Regions from separate parts of the Homo sapiens genome. Here region 1 is linked to region 2. A link is an interaction called in ENCODE POLR2A ChIA-PET data of the cell type or tissue named here. Cell type or tissue: GM12878. All regions are shown on one strand. Each heading gives the region's core, and the rest is flanking DNA. Links, peaks and the distances in the headings are about the cores only.

Evidence for each region. ChIA-PET counts read pairs that join two places held together with the same protein. Peaks named below come from ENCODE experiments on the same cell type or tissue, not always from the same donor. Only the 100,000 strongest peaks of a DNase experiment are listed, where the experiment ranks them.
Region 1: POLR2A ChIA-PET joins it to region 2 with 18 read pairs; 8 of 35 experiments call an interaction of 5 or more read pairs at or near these places.

The regions. Positions count from the first base shown.
Region 1 is chr17:18,917,058-18,925,391 of GRCh38, forward strand. PRPSAP2 (phosphoribosyl pyrophosphate synthetase associated protein 2) reads left to right here. Exons shown (of 12, transcript NM_002767.4): 10 at 6,857-6,927. Among named protein-coding and RNA genes, the nearest start is that of SLC5A10, 31 kb to the right of the region's middle. RefSeq lists an enhancer at 5,139-5,218. In GM12878, for the core only: no CTCF peak of the experiment used is centred there; DNase peaks (open chromatin) are centred at 3,964, 4,687 and 5,234; H3K4me3 peaks cover 1,249 bases; H3K27ac peaks cover 4,856 bases.
Region 2 is chr17:18,853,126-18,861,459 of GRCh38, forward strand. It overlaps PRPSAP2 (phosphoribosyl pyrophosphate synthetase associated protein 2), which reads left to right and starts at 5,006. Exons shown (of 12, transcript NM_002767.4): 1 at 5,006-5,136. RefSeq lists enhancers at 2,857-3,357, 2,876-2,925, 2,946-3,005, 4,785-5,357 and a silencer at 5,104-5,463. In GM12878, for the core only: no CTCF peak of the experiment used is centred there; DNase peaks (open chromatin) are centred at 3,146, 4,826, 6,418 and 7,636; H3K4me3 peaks cover 4,472 bases; H3K27ac peaks cover 4,318 bases.

The DNA.
Region 1 (8,334 bases), core at 294-8,293, 64 kb after region 2:
AGTTATGCATGAATTTGTTTTTGTGTTTAAGAAACTTCCCCATGCCTTAATAACATCTTCTTAATTAAAAAAAAAAATGCCACCTTCGAGTTGTTGGGGAAGAACCCTAACCCCCTGCCCTCATAGATTCAGTGTTTGGTGGCATATGGACTAAACTGGCAAAAGACAGATGAGGAAGAGGAAAGGCAGTTTAATCACATACATACAGATGTGTGTGATTAAACTCTTTTGTGAGTCACAAAAATGTGACTCGAAGTGGTTACAATTTGGGGCTTATATAGCATCTTAATAGGGGAACAGGAGGGGCAGAAAAGGCCCCTGTGGGAAAACAGATGACTTCTTTTTTTTTTTTTTTGAAACGCTCTTTTGCCCAGCCTGGAGTGCAGTGGTGCAATCATGGCACACTGCAACCTCGGCCTCCCAGGTTCAGGCGATTCTCCTGGGTAGCTGGGACTACCGGTACATGCCACCATGCCCAGGTAATTTTGGTATTATTATTATTATTATTATTATTATTATTATTATTATTTTTTTTTTTTTTTTTTTTTTTTTTTTTTTTTTTAGTAGAGACAGGGTTTCGCCATGTTGGCCAGGCTGGCCTCGAACTGACTGCAAGTGATTCGCCCGCCTCGGCCTCCCAATGTGCTGGGATTACAGGCGCCCGGCCAAGATGACTCCTTAATAGGGGAAGAGGAGGAGGGAGGGGACTGATGGGAAGTGGGCGCTGAGGAGAAAAGATGGGAGAGAGGCTAGTTTTTGACAGCGTCTGTTTAGGTGTGGTCTGGACTTCTTCTGGTCTTAAGCGATAAGAGTCAGTCTTCCCTGGTGTTCCCAGGGAGGAGATTTATCACAGTTGAGTTCTTTGGAGTTATTTTGTGAGGCTCTGCTTTTCAGCATATAAGGGACTTCAGGAACTCAAATGCTTTCAGCTCAAAATAATTTTTAGGTCACAGAGGTATATTCTGGACTGTTAGGTTTTTGCCTTGCCCAGGAGTTTGCTCATTTATAAATAGAGGGAAAAAAAAACCAGAGAAGGAACTAGTGTGGTTGGGATAGCCATGCACGCAGCTGGGATTCCAGCTATACTTTGTAGATCCCAACTGAGGTGGAAAGGGAAGGCCATCTGGGCAGGGGTTAAATCTCCTAAGGGGTGGGGGACTGAGCTTGAGTTTGCATCTGGCTCCATCACTTATCAGCTGTGTGTTCTTGGGCCTGTTGTTTTTCTGAAAAAGAGCGACAGCAAGAGGCCATCCTCAGAGTGGACCCATGATAGGCCAAGATGGTGGAAAGCCCAGGACGAGCCCTCAGGACCCAGCACTGCCTGCCTTATGTGAGTGAGATAGGACTGCAGTGGTGAGACGTTCAGTGATGGGCCATGGTGTGGCCAGGAAGACACTAGCCTGACTACCAGGAGGCCCCTGGAGGGAAGAGATGGACTAAGATAGCAGTATCTGCGGGGAGCCAACCAAGGAGGACTTTGAATACCAGTAAATACACTCGTGTCCTAGAAGGCAGCCCACAAAGGCTCTCGATCCGGGCCATTTAGTGTTCAGCAGGCCAGGCCTGCATCTGTGTTTGGGATAGGGCTGCAAGTGCAGAGGCCAGATCCGGGAGGCTGATGAAGTTGAGCAGGCACATGGGAGGAGAGCTTGATCTCTTGGGCTATGCTGTCCAGTCGGGTGGCCACTGGCTACATGTGGCTCCTGCACACTGGGAACGGGGTGGGGAGCAGTGGGAGTGTGAAGGACACACCCCTAATCTGAAAACTTTAATGTAAGTATCTCATTAGTGAAGTTTTATTGACTCTGTGTTAAAATGGTAATATTTTGATATGTTGAATCAAATCAAACATGTTATTAAAATTAATTTTACCTTTTTTTGTGCTTTTGTAATGTGGCTACTAGAAAATCTGAAATTGCATATGTGGCTTTCATTTCTGTTGTGCGTTATTGCTCTAGGGGTTGGTAACAATGGGAATGAAAGTGACAGAGCACATTGAGAAATGTTAAAAAGACGATGGGAGGGAGGCCAGGTACTTTGGCGCACTCCTTTAATCCCAGCACTGTGGAAGGCTAAGGTGGAAGGTTTGCTTGAGCCCAGGAGTTTGAGACCAGCCTGGGCAACATAGCACAACCCCGTTTCTACAAAAAGTTTAAAAATTAGCCAGGCGGCTGGGCGCAGTGGCTCACACCTGTAATCCCAGCACTTTGGGAGGCCGAGGTGGGTGGATCATGAGGTCAGGAGTTCAAGATCAAACTGACCAAGATGGCGAAACGCTGTCTCTACTAAAAAATATAAAAATTAGCCAGGTGTGGTGGTTCGTGCCTGTAATCGCAGCTACTCAGGAGGCTGAGGCAGGAGAATCACTTGAACCCAGGAGGCAGAGGTTGCAGTGAGCTGAGATTGTGCCACTGCACTCCAGCCTGGGCAACACAGTGAGACTACCTCTCAAAAAAAAAAAAATTAGCCAGGCATGGTGGTGTGCCTGTAATCCCAGCTACTTGAGAGTGAGGTGAAAGGATCACTTGAACCCAGGAAGTCGAGGCTGCAGTGAGCCATGATGGTGCCACTGCACTCCAGCCTGTGTGACAGAGTGAGACCCTGTCTCTAAAAAAGATAGCAGGAGGGAATGAACATTTTTAGTGTATTAGTCTCCAGTACAGCCCTTTTAATTGAGTGATGATTTTCCACTTTATAGATAAACAGGATCAGAAAGAGAAAGCGACTTCCCTGCAGTCACATAGTGACAAGCTGGACATGTCTGACTAAAACCTGTGCTTTTTCCACTGTGTTCTTGGGTCTCTTGGACTTAGTAATGGGGATTTAAGGAGGAGGAAGGCAGTGAGATAGAGCCAGGGTTCAGGATTTGGGGCTGGGAGGGTGTTAATAAAGCGTTTGGCTCAGGACCTCAAAGCCTTTTGCTTGTGTGTGCATTTCTCACAGCCTCACGTGCCCAGGCTGTTGGTGCTGGGGGGTAGGCCTGGGGCTGCCGCTCCCTTTCAGAATCCTTGCCTGGCCTCAGAGGGGCTTGTGTCTAGGAACCTCAGCAGAACCCTGCAAGGGCTGGCTGGGACCATTGGTGAGATGAGCCATGCCCGGGAGCATGGAAGAATATATGTTCCTCTTCAGTCCTGTAAGCACATGGGCTGTGATGAGGAACGCGTTGGCAGTCTTTAGATGAACGCTGCTTCTTTGGAACTTGCTGGGTGTTAGCTTTTGGTGTGGCCTTTGGGAGTGGACTCTGGACTGCAGACACTGAACTACAGGTTTCCCATCTGGAAATGAGTTCATAGGACTGGATGATCTCTATGTTCTTTCTAATATTTCTTTACTCGTGGGATCTTTATGTTTCATTCATAATTTTAATTATAATGTTTCTATGTTTATGTTTTGACTCAAGTAGTGATCACTACAGGCCGTCTTTGGGAATGCAGTAGAATTTTAGTTTCATAGATCCTAAATATTTGATTGTTTTTATACATTTGATGATTGGACACCCTACATAGAATACTTTTTTAAGGTACTAGCAAATAATATATGAAGGGAAAAGAAAGCATTCTTCCTGTAGCATCTCGAATATAAAGATTTTGTTATTTAGTATTAGATTTTAAAAATTATTTTGTATCCTCTGATTTCTTATAGATGAAAATATGCCTACTAAAAAACAATGAAAATACTTTTTCAGAATATAAGCACTATATATAATATTTGAAAATATTATCCATAAAAGTTAGAAGAAAATAATAATTAGTGCTTGATGCCACTATTCAAAGACACACCACTTTAATTTGGTGAGCCTCTTTTTGGTTTTTCACCCTTATTTTCATAAAGCTGCGATGCATGCTTCATACATAATTGTGCATGTTGCTGCCTCCTTCTCCCAGCTGCCCGACGTGTCATCTCAGGTCACCAGAAACTTTGACAGGAAACAGCAATTTCTTTTTTTTTTCTTTGAGACTGGGTCTCACTTTGTCACCCAGGCTGGAGTGCAGTGACAATCACGGCTCACTGCAACCTTGACCTCCCAGGCTCAAGCGATTTGTCCACCTCAGCCTCTTGTAAACAGCATTTTTATGGCTAATAACCCATCGTATGAATGTGGCTTAGACTGCCCAACCACAGCCTAATTTGGGGTTTTTATGTTTTCTTCTGTTCTTTGCCCTTATAATGTGGCAGGAAATATATGTGGATAAAACACTTTTCCCATACTTTGGCTTATTTCATTTCAAGCTTCTAAAAGTGAGATTAATGAGTCAGAAGGTATGAATATAAGGCTTTTTGTCAAATTGATTTCCTAGAGGGTGATTCATTATACTTTTTCACCGGCATTGAGGTCAAGTGTCCTGGGAGTAGGACTGTTGAAAATGTAAAAAGTCACTTCAGTTCTGGAATTTATCTTGCTTTGCTTTGTTTTGTTACACTTTTTTGCCCTCTCCTGATGCTCACCTGGGGTCACACATTGCCTCTGGTTGTCATATGTCTTTCATCTCTTTCAATCTAGAGCAGTGGTTCTCAATTAGGGAGTGGATATTGTCTCCTAGAGGTCATTTGGAAATGTCTGGAGATAGTTTTGATTGTCAGAATCAAGGGGGTGGCTACTGGCATCTAGTGAGTAGAGGCCAAACATGCTGCTAAACTTCTCACAGTACGTAGGGTGGTCCCTTGCAGCATAAACGTGTCTGGCCCAAGATCTCAGCAGTTGAAAAGTCCCAATCTAGAACAGTATTTTAACTTTTTCTTTTTGTGACATTGCCTTAAAAGAAAATTGAAGTCAAAGTCACATAACATAGAATTAACCATTTTAAAGTATAAAATTTACTGGCTTTCAGTATATTCACAGTTTTGTGCAGTTACCATTTCTTTCTAGTTTCAAAACTTCTCATTACCCCGGAAGAACACCCTGCACCCATTAAGTAGTTTCACCATGCCCCCATCCCCCAGCCCCTGGCAACCACTTACCTCTTTTCTGTTTCTGTGGATGTTTGCCTAATCTGGACACTTCATATAAACGGAATCATATAATATGTGGGCTTTTGTATCTGGCTTCTTTCTTTGAGCATGTTTTTGAGGTTCATCCATGTGATAGCACTTGTCAGTACTTCATTGCTTTTGGTGGCTGGATAATATTTCATTGTCAGCATTTGAAAGGAATTTGGGTTGTTTCCACTTTTGGCTATGCTGCTCTGTATATTCATGTATGAGTTTTCTGTGTGGATAGATGATTCATTTCTCATGGTCTATACCTGGTATCGGAATTGCTGCGTCACTTGGTGTATGTTTAACTTTTTGAGGAACTGCCAGACTCTTTTTTCACAGCAGCTGCACCATTTTATATTCCTACCAGTAATGTACAAAGATTTCAGTTTCTCCACATCCTCATCAACACTTATTTTCTACTTTTTATTGTAGCCAGCCCAGTGGGCATAAAGTGGCATCTCATTGTGATTTTGATAAACATTTCCCTAATGGCTAATGACTTCATTTGTATATCTTCTTTGGAGAAATATCTGTTGAAATCCTTTGCCCATTTTTGAACTAGGTTTGTCTTTTTTTGTTGAATTATAAAAGTTCTTTATATATTTTGGCATATGGCGCATATATATATATATAATTTTTTTTTTTTTTTTTTTTTTTGCGACAGGGCCTCACTCTCTCACCCAGGCTGGAGTGCAGTGGTGCAATCGTGGCTCACTGGAGCCTTGACCTCCCGGGCCCAAGTGATCCTCTCACCTCAGCCCCCTAAGTAGCTGTGACTACTGTCATGCACCACCACGCCCTGCTAATTTTTGTATTTTTTTATAGAGACAGGGTTTCGCCATGTTGCTCAGGCTGGTCTCAAACTCCTGAACTCAGGCAGGCAATCTGTCCACCTCGGCCTCCCAAAGTACTGGGATTACAGGCATGAGCCACCATGCCCAGCCTACTTTATATATTTTGGATACTAGACTCTTACCAGATACATGATATGCAAATATTTTCTGCCATTCTGTAGGGGTTTTTTTTACTTTTTTATTTTTATCTATTTATTTATTTTTATTTATTTATTTTTTGAGACAGAGTCTCGCTCTGTCACCCAGGCTAGAGTGCAGTGGCATGATCTCGGCTCACTGCAAGCTCCACATCTCAGGTTCACGCCATTCTCCTGCCTCAGCCTCCCAAGTAGCTGGGACTACAGGCGCCCACTAGCACACTTGGCTAATTTTTTTTTTTTTTTTTTTTTTTGTATTTTTAGTAGAGACAGGGTTTCACCATGTTAGCCAGGAAGGTCCCGATCTCCTGACCTCGTGATCCGCCCGCCTCAGCCTCCCAAAGGGCTGGGATTACAGGCGTGAGCCACCACGCCTGGCGTGGAATTGCTTTCTCAATTCCCTCTTTTGATTGTTCAGTGCTGCTGTGTAGCAGCTGATTTTGTGTGTTGATTTTGTACTTGGCAACTTGGCTGAATTCATATATTATTAGCTTTGGTAGGTGGATTTGTGGATTCTTGGGTATTTTCAATATGTAGGAACATGTCATCTGCTAATAGAGATAGTTTTACTTTTCCTTTCTGATCTGGATGCCTTTCATTTCGTTTTCTTGTCTAATTACCCTTGCTAGAGTATCCAGTATGATGGTGAATGGCAGTGGTGCAGTGGGCATCCTTGTCTTGTTGCTGATCTTAGGGGAAAGCTTTTGGCCTTCGGCCATAAAGTATCAAGTTAGCTGTGGGTTTTTGTAGTTGCCCTTAATCAGATTGAGGAAATTCCCTTGTATTCCTAGTTGGTTGAATGTTTTTATCTTGAGATATTAACTTCTTTAAAGTTTTGTTTTACTTTTTAATATAAAAATTTTGGTGTGTGTGTTTTATTCCAACCAGTGCTGATTCCTAAAGAAAAGCCCCCAATCACGGTTGTGGGTGATGTTGGAGGAAGGATTGCCATCATCGTGGTATGTAGACCTCTTTTATTATTAATTCTAGTATTTGCCATTGTTATTCTGTTGATTGATTGATTGATTGATTTTATTACAGAGACTCACTGTCGCCCAGGCTGGAGTGCAGTGGCACAATCTCGGCTCACTGCAACTTCTGCCTCCCAGGTTCAAACGATTCTCCTGCCTCAGCCTCCCAAGTAGCTGGAATTACAGGTGCCTGCTACCACGCCTGGCTAATTTTTGTATTTTTAGTAGAGATGGGGTTTCACCATGTTGGCCAGGCTGGTCTCAAGCTCCTGAACTTAAGTGATCCACCTGCCTCGGCCTCCCAAAGTGTTGGGATTACAGGCGTGAGCCACTGCACCTGGCCAATTTATTTGTTAATTCTGGGCATATAAAGGCCTAAGGATAGTAGTATGGCCAGATAATTCTTATTAAATTTGTGCCTTGTGCTAAATGTTTGCTTTGGCCCAGAAATTGGAAAATGCTATTGTTTATTTTAAAATTGCTCACTACTGGCTGGGCGCGTTGGCTCATGCCTGTAATCCCAGCACTTTGGGACGCCAAGGCAGGCCAATCGCTTGGGCTCAGGAGTTCAAGACCAGCTTGGACAACATGGTGAAACCCTGTCTCTACAAAAAATACAAAAATTAGCTGAACTTGGTGGCACATACCTGCAGTCCCAGCTACTTGAGAGGCTGAGGCGGGAGGATCACTTGAGCCTGGGGCTCAGAGGTTGCAGTGAGCCGAGATCATGCCACTGCACTCCAGCCTGGGTGACAGGGTGAGGCTGTGTCTCAAAAAAAAAAAAAAAAAAAGTCATCCTGTCATAACATGAGATATTGTTCTGTGATCAAAGTAAAGTACAAGCTGGGCACAGTGGCTCATGCCTATAATCCCAGCACTTTGGGAGGCCAAGGCAGGCAGATCACCTGAGGTCAGGAGTTGAAGACCAGCCTGGCCAACATGGTGAAACCCCATCTCTACTGAAAATACAAAAATTAGCTGGACATGTTGGCGCACACCTGTAATCCCAGCTACTTGGGAGGCTGATCTTGGAGAATCGCTTGAATCTGGGAGGCGGAGGTTGCAGTGAGCCAAGATTGTGCCACTGCACTCTAGCCTGGGCGAAAGAGTGAGATTCCATCTCAAAAGAAAAAAAAAAAGTAAACTACAAAGTTGATTATAACTGTTTGAAACATGCATCCTTTCACACATCATAAGACCAGTGCACAAAAAGAGTGCACTTCATGCCTGTATATTTTAAAGAATAGAATGAACACTGGGTACCCGCTAGCTCACTTGAGGCATAGATCATCACCAGGTACCTAGAGGCCTCCTCTGGGCTTACCCTGGTCTCTTTGCCTCAGAGGTTGTCACTGATGTGAAAGCTGCCCATCTTGATCCTGTAGTCAGCCATGA
Region 2 (8,334 bases), core at 217-8,216:
TTAAGAGAAAATAATGGTTCATCCATATCACAATAGCTCATAATCGCTGCGGTTAATAGAAAGTGGTAGTCAACTGTGTGCCAGATAACTCAAGTGGTCATCAAGATTCCCCTATGACATAGATGCTGTTATTATTCCTATTTTGTAGATGAGGAAACAGGTATAGAGAGGTTAAGAAACTTGTTGAGGTCACACAGCTGGTGAGGAGAGAAGGAATTTGGATCTAGGCGCTGGTTCCCAAGACTACAGTCTTTCATTCACAGCTCATATCATGATGATGTCGACCTGAATTCATCAACATGGAATCATGCCTGCAATAAATTGTTACAGGGAAAAGGCATATTGGAAAATTCCAAGAGTGGCTACCTCTCCACATGGGATAATGGCAAATATCTTTTTAATTTTTTCTTCTTTCTCATTTGAATTTTTCTTACAATGTGTAAATATTATTATGCTTACAAAAGACAATGAAGTTCTTAGTCCCAGCTGCTGGGGAGCTGAGGCAGGAGAACCGCTTGAACCCAGGAGGCAGAGGTTGCAGTGATCCAAGATCGCGCCACGGCACTCAAGCCTGGATGACAGAGTGAGACTCAGCCTCGGGAAAAAAAAAAAAGACAATGAAGTTCCTTTCATTTTGGGGGAAAATAGAAAAAGGAGAAAAGAGGACGGGCACAGTGGCTCATGCCTGTATTCCCAGCACTCTGGGAGGCCGAGATGGGTGGATCACTTGAGGTCAGGAGTTCGAGACCAGCCTGGCCAACATGGCAAAACTCCATCTCTAGTAAAATTACAAAAATTAGCCGGGTGTGGTGGCATGCACCTGTAGTCCTAGCTACTTGGGAGGCTGAGGCAGGAGAATAGCTTGAACCCGGGAGGGTGGAGGTTGCAGTGAGTCAAGATTGCGCCACTGTACTCCAGTCTGGACAACAGAGCAAGGCTCCATCTCAAAAAAAGAAAAAAGAAAAGAAAAAGGAAAAAAGCTGGAGGATGCAGGAAAGGACTCTATAGGAACTTCCAAGGCCTCCTTGGCTGGTGACCTGGCTTTGGCCTCCGCTGCCTCCTACAGCCAGGCAAGCTGCCATCCTCTTCCACTGGGGAAAAAGGGGTGCCTTGTTTTTCTTCCCTGATAGCCAGACAGGCGAGAGCAGAGAGGCAGCTGCAAAAGCTTCCTCGGTGCCTCATACTCATGGACTCCATCTAAAAGTAACTCCTCACCCCCAACCATCATATGGCTGCTAATATTAGTGCTCATTTTTCCACTGAGGAAACAGAAACTTAGAGAGGTGGATCTGTCCAGGGTCATTTCCACAATGAGGACAGGAGGCAGGAAGCAGGCTCCATCCTAGTGATGGACACCTAAGTCCCTGTTTTTTCATTTGCACAACCATTTGAAGGAGAATCCTGTGTTTTTTGTTACACCATACTGCTCAAAAATTTCTATCAAACTATAGCAAAGATTCCTTTCCTTCCTTTAAAAAATGTTGAAGGGAAATGTCTTAGACTTGAGTATCTTGATTTATAGTCGATATACAGCAGTTTAGCCCTTGAATATGGCCAATGACGTGTTGCAGCAAGCTGAGCACTTCTATTACATGCAAAGACTCTGACTGCAAACATCCAAGTGGGCAAGGGATTATCAAGTTTAGCAATGGACTAACCAAAAACTGCATTCGTGTGGAACTGACCACAAGCTTTACATTATGCTTTTGCTCCTTTCTTGCTCATTACCCATTGTATAACAAAATATGCCCAGACTTGGGCTTTAATAAAAAATTTCTTAGCTCTCAATTTTTTGTGGTTTGATTGGTCTTAGCTAGGTGGCTCTTGCTTAGGGTCTTTCATAAAGTTGCAGTCAGGTGGTGGCTGGGGCTGCAGTCACCTGGTGGGTCAGCTTGGCTGAACACCTACCATGGCACACTCCTATGGCCTAAACCCCAAGGATAAAGAGAATGAGAGTTTTGACATCAGCCTACAAGGGATTTCAATAGTCCTTGGAGAATGGATGGCGGATGGAAGAGTGGTATTGCTATAACAGAACAAATGAAACTACAAACTAAGTGCCTGCAGTGCGGGAAACTATTGAGGAGCAAGCCACCCCACTGCAGAACCCTGGACGCGGTGATACACTGGAGCTAGCTCATTCTGGTTAATGAGAGTGGATTTTTTAAAAAATTCAAGGCCAGGTGTGGTGGCTCATGACTGCAATCCCAGCGTTTTGGAGGTCGAGGCGGGAGGATCACTTGAGCCCAGTTCGAGGCGGCAGTGAGCTATGATTGCACCACTGCACTCCAGCCTGGGCAACAGAGCAAGACTCTGTCTCTTAGAAAAGTTTTTTTTTTTCCAGTAATATTATTCTTGTATGGTGCAAACACTATATAATGCTGCGCTACTGCCCATTTTCTTTCCAGAAAGGATAAGGCACTCAATTTTCCAGACATTTCTTGAGTACCATACTTGTGCCAGGCCCTGGGAAACAGTGATCAGCAGGAGGGACGAAGAGCCCACCCTCATGGGGCTTACAGTGTACAGGGGCTGAGGTGGTGATATTTGTCAAATAACCACCCAAACACTTAATTAGAAATCGTGATAAGCCCAATGAAAGAAAAATACATGAAACAGTTTTATTTGGGAAGGGAGTGGTTTAGGGAAGACTCGAAAGTGACAATGGAGCTATCAAGTTCAAGAAGGAGTTAGTAGGGGAGGAGGCTGCAGGAAGAAGTGCACGCCTGGAGGCAGGAACAGCATGTGTCCCGGTAGTTCAGGGTGGCGGGCCCAGGCGGGTGAGAAAGGGCAATGGAGAAGGAAGGAGAGGAGACCGTGCAGACACTGCAAGTGCCAGAAACCCGATCCACACTGGCTTCAGAGGGTGGAGGGGAGGTTCTTCTTGGCTTCCATAATAGAAATGTCCAGGGACCTACCGACTTCAGATTCAGCGCAAACTCATCTGGGCCCGGTCTGTATCCCTCCCTCTCTTTTCTCTCAGCACTTTCCTCAGGCGGTTCCCCTCCTGGCATCCCAGCAGCTGCAGCATCAGCAGGAGAGAGTAAGCCTCTCCAGTCCCGGCGCAGGGATGGAGACGGTGTTTCGTGGGCTCCGATTGGCTCAGTAGCCTATCTTTGGAGCGAATCAGCGAGCGGAGAGGGATGAACTTCTCTGACTGGCCAGATCCAGTCACATGCCAACATGTGACGCGTGGAATCTACGCCAGCCACAGCAGAGAGGTGGGGGTTGTGACCGGAGTTAGATGCCAGCGCAGAAGGGACGTGAGCCCAGCCGAGGTACCGCTGAAGAGGAATCAATTTTGGTATGCAGATAATCACTGGGCTCATGGGTCTTGCTCTTTACAAAGAGGTATGTCCCTGTAAAGTTGTCAGGCAAAGGAAATGTTTCAAACGACTCCATTTCACGAAGTCTCACCTAATTTACAATTCGTTAGTTGAGATGCTTGTATTCTTCGTTTCTAAAATAAGACGTTGAACCATAAAGACTCTAGCTAGCTCTGCAACCTCTGATGAATATTTCATGCCTCATTATTGTGAAAAATCCAAAGCAGAATTGGAGAGAAGATGTGGTATAGGGATTAGGTAAGTGAAGACTGGTGCAAAGCCTCCTGGGTCGAAATTCTGTCCACTGCTTTGTCATTGGAAAAGTTATTTAACGTCGTCGTCTCAGTTCCCACAACTATTAAAATGGAGAGGATAACAACACCTACCTTATGCTCTTGTGAGGATTAAATAAGTTACCGTTAATATATGTAAAGCACTTAAAAGAGGACCATGTGTTTGCTATTATTATGTTATACATACAATAAAGAGTAAACATTACCTAAGTTATAAAGAACTTAGGCAATGGATACCAAAAGTACTAATTCCTTTATAATAAAAGAAAAAAAGGCGACAAGGCAAATAACGATAATAACTGATAATGGCTGGGCGCGATGGCTCACGCCTGTAACCCCAGGACTTTAGGAGGCGGAGGCGGGCGGATCACTTGAGGTCAGGAGTTTGAGAACAGCCTGGCCAACATGGTGAAACCCTGTCTCTACTAAAAATACAAAAAATTAGTCGGGCGTGGTGGCGCACACCTGTAATCCCAGCTACTCGGGAGGCTGAGACAGGAGAATCGCTTGAACCCGGGAGACGAAGTTTGCAGTGAGCTGAGATCGCGCCGATGCACTCTAGCCTGGACAACAGAGCGAAACTCCGTCTCAAAACAAAAAACTAACAAACGAACAAAAAACTGATCATTTATTATACACCCAGAACTGTGCTTTTAGCACAGTTTTGTTTTGTTTTGTTTTGTTTTTGAGATGGACTCTTGCTCTGTCACCCAGGCTGGAGAGCAGTGGCGCGATCTCGGCTCACTGCAACCTCTGCCTCCCGGGTTCAAGCGATTCTCCTGCCTCAGCCTCCTGAGTAGCTGGGATTACAGGCGCGCACCACCACGCCTGGCTAATTTTTTTTTTTTGTATTTTTAGTAGAGATGGGGGTTTCACCATGTTGGTCAGGCTGGTCTCGAACTCCTGACCTCGTGATCCGCCCGCCTCAGCCTCGCAAAGTGCTGGAATTACAGGCGTGAACCACCGCGTCTGGCCGTATTGTCTCATTTAATCCTCACAACAGTCTTATGGAATGGGTGCTGCTATCTTTGTTTTTCAGATGAGGAAACAAGCTCAGAGGGTTGAAATGACTTGTCCAAGGTTACAGGCCAGTGGAGGCTTGAACCCAGGTATTTGTAATTCCAAATGTCATACTCTGTCCACATTCATTCCTTGTAACCTGCCTGGGCTGTCACAGTTGGTGTGGGGCTAGCAGCTCCCCAGGGACCAAAACAGGCGCATCCCCGCCCACCGCCCCGCCCATCGTGCCAGCCCGACTCCACCCCTGTGGCTACACCCACTGCCCCGCGCCTTACCCACTGGTGGGCCACGCCCACAGCCCCCAGCTAGGTGCCTCCGCTGTCCGGGCTCTAGTCCCGCCCTCGCCCCTCCCCGCCCACCGGCCTCGCAGTCACCGCGGACGCCAATCTTGTGCATGGAGTCGCCATTTTGCTCCTAGAGAGGCCGCCAGGAGACCCGGCGCTTTCTTCCTTCTGCAGCTGAGGCTGCGGCGGGGCCGGGGCTGGGGTCGGGGCCAGGTAGGCGGGCGGGAGCCAGTGGCGAGCGGCAGCGAGGGCTGGCTGGCTCCGGCATTGCGGGGCGCAGGTGCAAGGGGCGGGGAGCCCGCGGCGCCGGCAGGCGGACGGGTCGGGGTCCCTGGGTGGTGGCTGCTTGGGGGCTCACTGGGGCGATCTCGCGCCCGCGGCCCTTCCATTTTTCCCTCCCTTCTTCCTCTCCCGCCAGGGGTCGGCGGGGGCGGGGGACGGGCGTCCGGTGCCTGGGCTCTCTCCTCTCCCTGAGGCGCCGCTGGGGAGTCGAACCCTGATGATGGGACCTGTGGTGAGCAGCCCTGAAAGCAAGCCCAGACCCAGCCATTCTCCGTCCCTAAGCTGACACGGAGCCCCTGATTTTAATTTACCTGGCTTTGCTAGTTACGAATATATCTCTCACCTCCTAAAGGATGATTTTATCCAACTCAGAACTCACCCCAGCAGAGATTGAGGGGGAACCGTGATGAAATTTTTAAGTATTCTGCTTGATGATAATAATTTTTCTCTTATGTTAATGTTGGCTCCGTTTGGGTGTTTAGCTTTTGAAAGGAGTATGAAAATGCGGAATGGGGCTTTGGGGCTTGAGGTGTGATCTCTAGTGTTTAAAAAATTTAATTGCACAAATAGAAATAATTCACCCACATTATTGAACCCCACTAAAGCATATCCTTTTTGTCCATATTCCTTTCCTGCTGCCCTCGTGTGTACCATTATTACTCAGTTGTGATTTGAGCTCGTTCCACTTAAAGTCATTCATAGATACTTTTGCGTCGTGTTGAATATTTATTGAATTTCTATTCTGTGTTTTACTTAATTACTTTATTATGGAACCTTTACACAGGTCTGGTGTACTTGTTCTTTGAAAAGTCTTATGTTGACCACCATCACTGAGCATATAGCTTTTTCCTTATTTCCTTGGGATAATTACCCGAAGTGGAAATACCGAATCAAACTTCTGTTTTCTTTCTTTGGCACTATTATATAAATTGTTTTCCAAACAAGGCATGTTTACAATAGACATTTTTCAAAATCTGGGTATTTGTCCTATTTTGCTCTCTGTATGCAGAATTCAGCGGGGTGCCAAGTCGTTTTCTGTGTGGGTTGAGAGACAGGCTGTGCAGCCCACTGTTGCATAGGACTAACTACTACAAATCATGCTGAGACCGAGCTATTTTTGCTGCTTAGAGGCTTTGCAGCCTTGAGTAAGTTTCTTCATCTGGAAACCTAGCTTCCCTGTCTAAAATGGGTCTCATTCTAGTGCTTGCTTCACTGGGTTGTCATAAGCATTGTGAACACTCAGATGTTAGGCATGAGTTAACATTGTGTTGGAGAGATAAGCAGAGCCTGGGATCATACAGGAGTGGAAGAGTAATTCGGTTTAGAATTTGCCCTTCAAATTCTCATCAATATTGATATTAAAAACAGATTTCCTTGGAGTGAGGCACATCACTAATAAACATACATAATAAGTTTTTTTATTTTTATTTTTTTTGCAGAGTCTTGCTCTGTCTCCCGGGCTGGAGAGCAGTGGCGCGATCTCAGCTCACTGCAACCTCTGCCTCCCGGGTTCAAGCGATTCTCCTGCCTCAGCCTCCTGAGTAGCTGGGATTACAGGCATGCGCCACCACGCCCGGCTAATTTTTTGTATTTTTAGTAGAGACAGGGTGTCACCACGTTTGTCAGGTTGGTCTCAAACTCCTGACCTTGTGATCTGCCTGCCTTGGCCTCCCAAAGTGCTGGGATTACAAGCGTGAGCCACCATGCCCATCCAATAAACATAAATTTTTATACTTTTTAATTTTTTGACACAGAGTCTTGCTCTGTTGCCCAGGTTGGAGTGTAGTGGCGCGATCTCAGCTCACTGCAACCTCTGCCTCCCAAGTTCAAGCGATTCTCCTGCCTCAGCTGCGCAAGTAGCTGGGGTTACAGGTGCATGCCACCACACCTGGCTCATTTTTGTATTTTTTAGTAGGGGTTTCGCCTTGTTGACCAGGCTGGTCTCGAACTCCTGACCTCAGGTGATCCGTCCACCTTGGCCTCCCAAAGTGCTGGGATTACAGGCCTGAGGCACTGCGCCTGGCCGGTTTTTATACTTTATGATGCCTTTTAGTTCATCTTTCAATTTCATTTGTTAATCATTGTGACTCATTGAAGTCAGGCATTATTCAGCAATCATTTGTTTAGCCTCTACCGTGTGGCAGCTGCACAGGGTATACAGCAGAGAATATCATGGTAAAAAATAGTCTCTGCTGCCTGGACCTTAAATTCTGATGGGGAAATCTTTTTACCAAGGTTATATCTCTTGTCTGGAAGGTAAAGGCTGAGGCCCAGCAAGGACAAGTGATGTCCACATGGCCTAGTAGCTGGAAGGCAAACCCAACTCTTCACACTCCTACTTCAGCCATCTTTAAGTAGAAGGTATTTACACAGTAGATGCTTTAGAGGGAAGACAACACACTTCAATGTGAGTCTTCCCCATCTGAAATGTGGGTGAGTGGTTTTGAAATGACTGCTAGTCTGTCCAAAGGAAATGATCTCTCAGTGTGGTTTCTTCATTCATGAGACTTAACATTCTAAAATCTTATTCAAAAGAGGAGTATGATTTGCTCTTTAAAAGGTGCTAAGATTCTCTGAAAACGGTGTGTTTTCATACATGTTATAAATAATTCTCACACATTCTAGAGTAAATTTAGAATAAACATAAAGCAGTTATAGCTCATGGGGAAAATAAGGGAGTGTTCTCATTTCACACTAAAACCTTGTGCTAACAAGCCTCCTGCCAGCCCCATCTCGATGATTATTATGTTTTTGAGGATAGTCTTTATAACTCTTTTCTTGAAGCTTGGTAAAGAACACAGCCTTAATTACCAACAGGAGAAAGGAGAACTAAAACTACAAGCAGGCATTATGGCCGGGCGCAGTGGCTCATGCCTGTAATCCCAGCACTTTAGGAGGCTGAGGCGGGTGGATTACCTGAGCTTGGGAGTTTGAGACCAGCCTGACCAACATGGAGAAACCCTGTCTCTACTAAAAATACAAAATTAGACGGGTGTGGTGGCGCATGCCTGTAATCCCAGCTACTCAGGAGGCTGAGGCAGGAGAATCGCTTGAACCGGGGAGGCGGAGGTTATAGTGAGCCGCAATCGCGCCATTGCTCTCCAGCCTGGGCAACAAGAGTGAAACTCC